Linked DNA regions of Homo sapiens: region 1 is linked to region 2. A link is a loop called in an ENCODE intact Hi-C map of the cell type or tissue named here. Cell type or tissue: MCF 10A. All regions are shown on one strand.

Region 1 (2,500 bases), 340 kb after region 2:
TGTCAGCACCATCCATTTATCCATTTTAAGGTTCTCCACAATCCTTTCACCCAATGATATAAGCACCTCTTGGTTATTGTTTCTAGACCCACTTTTTTTTCATTATGGGTTAATAAACAGTAACTTTCTCTCCCTCGTCTTCATTTATTAACTGGATTTTTTAATAAAAAATAACTTTCCTCATCAATTATCTGGTAATCCAAATTACAGTTTTATAGGAAATATAGAGTAAATGCAAAACTCCTCCTCTTGCCAGTTTTCAGAATAATAAGTTGGTGGCCCAACAATTTCCAAAGATAACTCTTTTTATTTTTTTAAAATAGTATCATTATAGATTCATGGGTTTCTCTTTTTCTTTAATGCATCTTGATCAATTGCAATGATTATTTCTCTCATTTTTTAGACACTGGGAGTTCTTTAAAATTGCCTCCTGTGTTTTTTTTTTTTTGACACAACCCCCAGAGTCTACCATAGTTTGCTTGCTTTCTGGTACAATAAGATATCCTGGGCTAATTCTGTATATTACCTGCCTCAGATCTAGACCCAGGTATTTCTCCAGTGGTTTCTTGCCTTTTTTTTTTATTTTTTTTTTTTAGTGGTAAATGGTATGTAGAGACCTTACTCTAGACACTATGGAGACAAAATGTGACTGCGTTTTTATTGTTGCGAGATTTTTTTTGTGAGCAGTTAGAAAACACATTTTAAAAGAATGAATTAATAACCAATTCAAATTTAACATTTCAGAATAAGCACTTAACCTCTTTGGTTCTATACTTGCATTTTTTTTTCTTATGCTGAAAATTTTGTTTTCTCTTTGTTTTATCCTACAATATGGCTATGTTTTCTTCCAAGTGATAATGCGAACATTATTATTATCAGTAAGATCATTCAATGCTATTTACATTTTCTTTGAGACTCATTTGTCCTTGGAATAGAAATGTGGAGTAAAAATGTGCTTTAGAATTACTTGCAGTAATTCTTTTCTGTATATAGTTATGCCACCAACCCTGATATGCATTTGGACTTATTTTGGTTTGTTTTTACTGTTTGTAGATTTTTATTTAATAATTTTGTTTTTAATTATGTATATAACATTTACATTAATCCAAAGTCAAAACTATCAAACAAGATGTATTCAACAAAGTCTAGCTTACATCTTTGTCCCCCTTCTTCCTCCCTTCTGTTCCATAAGTAATCATTTGTATTAGTTTTTATGTTTAGCCCACATTTTCTTTAAGGCATTATCTCTTAACTGTATTTTTTAACACTTTTATGTAGGCAAGAGGGATGATGCTTACCTACATCATAAAGGAAGTAGCACTGTCCTATTTAAACCCCCGCCCCAGGAATCCAAATCCTGTGCTCCTTCCTCTGTCCCATGCTGCCCTCTACAGACACCTCGGGGAATTTCAAGGAGAGGCAGCTGTCAGTTCTTCCTGAGGTTAGATGTCCAAATTAAGCAGACTCTTTGTGCTTCAGTGATACTACCTTCTACTCTAGAATTTTGTAAAAATACGTATGCGAACCTTTTTGGGGCTCCAGGCAGTGCTTGGTGTCCAGGCGAAAATGTGTGAATAAGCAAGCACTCGTGTGTGTTGGGAAAACAAATTATCCCTAAATGCTGTCATTTTCTCTTAACACCAGCTGCGATGATGTGGAATTGAGGTACAATTAAAACCCATGAAATGTTCTGCAAGTTTAAAATGACCATAGGTTTAAATATTTTTTTTTTCTATCTAATTCAATGTAATTTTAAATTGTCTTGACAACTAGGCAGAAAATAGAAACTACAACTTTCCTAAAGAAAATTCCTGGCCGGGTGCAGTGGCTCACGCCTGTAATCCCAGCACTTTGGGAGGCTGAGGCAGGCGGATCACCTGAAGTCAGGAGTTTGAGACCAGCCTGGCCAACATGGCGAAACCCCGTCTCTACTGAAGTACACAAAGTAGCCGGCGTGGTGGCTGGTGCCTGTAATCCCAGCTACTCAGGAAGTTGAGGCAGGAGAATTGCTTGAACCCGGGAGGCGGAGGTTGCAGTGAGCCGAGACTGGGCCACTGCACTCCAGCCTGGGCGACAAGAGACTCTGTCTCAAAAAAAAAAAAAAAAAAAAAAAAAAAAAGAAAAAAAAGAAAGAAAATTCCTAACTGGGCGAGTGCATAAGTAAGACAGAGTTAAAATCCTACGGTACTGGGTATTGTTTACTCCCAAAGGGTTTCTTCCAAGTCTTCTCCGCTCCCGTCGGGCCTCCTGCCGGGGCGGCAGGAGCAAAGGTGGCGCCGTTCTGTACACAGACATGTTCTAGCGTTCTAGCGTCCCCAGTCTCTTCCCTCTTCGTTCTGCTCCCTGAGGCACCTAGAAGCAAAAGAAGGTTTTGTTGTTGTTGTTTTGTTTTTGTTTGTTTTGTTTTTTGAGAAAGGGGCGCGAAGCAGGGTGCGAATGGATCCCTAAATTCAGGTCGTGGCTGGCTTTCCCAGCATCCAGTTTCTGCTTAGCAAAGATC
Region 2 (2,500 bases):
GCGAGCCGAGGCCCCGTTCTCTGTTAGGATCACGGGGACTGCCCCAGGCAGCTGCTGGGCCCGGTCGCGGACCTCGGCCAGAACATCCTCCCAGAACACAGAGGAATCTGACATCAGTGGCCTCCCTTGGTAGAGGTGGGGAGCCGAGGGGCGGCAGTGTGGAAGGGCCATCGGCCTAGGTCTTTCGTATCCCCTCCGGCCTCTCGGGGCTGTGCGTTCGGAAACAGCGAAAGGAACGGCCTCAGGAATCTGGCCTCAGCCGGAGCACTGGTGAACACAGGCTCCCGTCGCGCCAAGGGAAGTAGGAAAAGCTGCTTCCGGGCGGAGGGGCTGCACTTCCGGGGCCCGCGTCCCCCGGCGGCTTCGCCGAGAAGGGGCTTTGGGAGCTTAAGGGCGCCGGCACGCGTTCCCCTGGCGCAGAGCTCGCTAGCCGGGGCGCGGGCTGCCTCCTTGTTCTGGTGTGATCCGAATGTAACGGAGCGGACTTTGGGATCCAGAACCCCGGACTGAGGTTGTGCTTGGCTTGAGGGGCGGGCTGGTAGGTCAGCCCCCTTGGGGCGTCGTTGGTCCTCTCCAGGCGTGTCACATTCTGCCCGCACATGGTGCCTTGGTACTCCCCAAAAGTCATGCCTTGATTTTTCTTACTAATAATAGTTTACACTGTTTTACCGCTTCACTGCTTCACGTAAGTAAAGTAATTATTTCAAAAGGAAATGTTGGTCATTTATAAAATGGTGGTAAAGATGGTACAGCGGATTAATGTGAGGATTAAATGAGATGATACATGAAAGTGCTTAAAACAGTACAGGGTACTTACCGTTATTATTGTTAAGTAGAAAGTGAGTTCTGGGAAACAGTGGGTGTATGGTCCTTCACAGCAGGTTTTGGAAACGTCTGATTTCCAGCCTACCCTCCTTCCTCCTGTTGCCGTCTGTTGCCTGATTGTTCTCACTGGCTGAAAGGAGATAATCCCTGCCACTCCATTCATCACTGAAAATTCTTGTCAGTTTGGTTGCTTAGGTACCTACTAAGAGTTGCCAGCAGGTGGCCCCAGAGCACGCGGTTATGTTTGTCTTTTTGGGTCCCATGTTTAATTAGTAATTTAGTAGGGACGTATTGAATACTTATTCCACACTATGGTACACTGTACCAGGGGATATAGGGATGCCTGAGGGTGTGGGAGGCCGACCCTGGTCTCAGGGAGAATATAAATGATTTATTATTCTGGTCTTTCACAAGATTTTGGCCTTTTTAAAGATCGATTCATGTATTCATTCAACAAATATTTATTGGATGTTTACTCTGTTCCAGTTTCCACTCAGAGATGTGAAGTATATCAATGAATAGAATAGACAAAGATCTTTGCCTTCATAGAGATCACATTCTAGCACACAACAATAAAGATAATAAATTATGTAAAATGTTAGAAGTGTTATGAAAAAGAAAAAATGTAGACCAGTGTTTGTGTGTGTGGGTAGGGTTGGTGGGATGGGCAGGTTGCAGTATGAAATAGAGTGGTTAGTATTAAATAGGCTTCATTAGGAAGGCAAGATTGAGCAAAGATTCAAAAGATGTGAGGAAATTAGTCAGATCTGGCGGGAAGTGTGTTCTAGATATGAAAAAATTGGAGTTATTACATTTACTCCTTTAAAGATGAGGTAATTGAGGTTCAGATAAGTAAAGTAACTTGTTTAGGGTCTCATAAGAGGTTTCTAACAAAACTGGTCTGGTTTCATGTCCTCATTTCCAGTCGTGTTCATTCACCAGATCACATTACCACTTGGTGTTTTTAGGGTGATGGAGACTTCACAATACATAACTTGCTTAAATCATGACTAAGGTTATCTTGGCATACTTCCCATCATTGGGTAATACCAAATTCTCTGTGATCTTTCTTTTTTTACATAATCAGTAAATATTTATTTTGCTAACTGGTGTGGAGGATAGAAATGAGGCATAAAGCCTGTCTCCTGCCCGTAAGGGACAAATAATCTATACATAACCATTTTGGCCTTCATCTCTTTTTCATCTACTTTCCCCATTTCCCCCAAGACAAGCCCACTGATAATCTGTACCTACAGCTTAGAATTAGGTCAGGTCCTTAAACTTGGTCACCCATTCTTGGTTTGTAGGTTCCAGAATTTCACTGGATTCCTTTTGCTGACAGTTGTTGTGCCTCTGGTTATCCCCCAAGTCTCTACTCCCTTTATCCTGTGTTGAACTTGTCTATGAGACTGAGCTTATGCTATGCTTTTCACTCCTCAATTAGATATCCCATCTGGATCCTTAGTTCCCCTCTAGAACTGCCTCCTTGTCTCTTGTAGTCTCAGTTGTTGATCTTTCCACTTGAGTGGAGACTTTGCATTGCTCCTATTTGGGAGTTGTGCCCCTTGTTCGCTGTGCTTGCTCCCCTTGAGCTGCCTCTCTGAGCCTGAGTCAGTTCTCTTCACCTCTGGCCCAGGGAACTCTGGACATGTGCCACACCCCTTTCCCTTCATGC

What was found. Hi-C counts contacts between places; a loop is a spot of excess contacts. Peaks named below come from ENCODE experiments on the same cell type or tissue, not always from the same donor. Only the 100,000 strongest peaks of a DNase experiment are listed, where the experiment ranks them.
Region 1: a loop joins it to region 2, with 10 times the contacts of the local background. A loop is called at or near these places in 3 of 110 quality-filtered maps.

Annotation. Positions count from the first base shown.
Region 1 is chr1:152,532,136-152,534,635 of GRCh38, forward strand. No RefSeq gene overlaps it. Among named protein-coding and RNA genes, the nearest start is that of CRCT1, 19 kb to the left of the region's middle. In MCF 10A, a CTCF peak has its summit at 1,381 (motif pointing left); a DNase peak (open chromatin) is centred at 1,366.
Region 2 is chr1:152,188,971-152,191,470 of GRCh38, forward strand. It overlaps CCDST (cervical cancer associated DHX9 suppressive transcript), which reads left to right and starts at 333. Exons shown (of 8, transcript NR_186765.1): 1 at 333-511. In MCF 10A, a CTCF peak has its summit at 1,057 (motif pointing right); DNase peaks (open chromatin) are centred at 1,031, 1,821 and 2,481.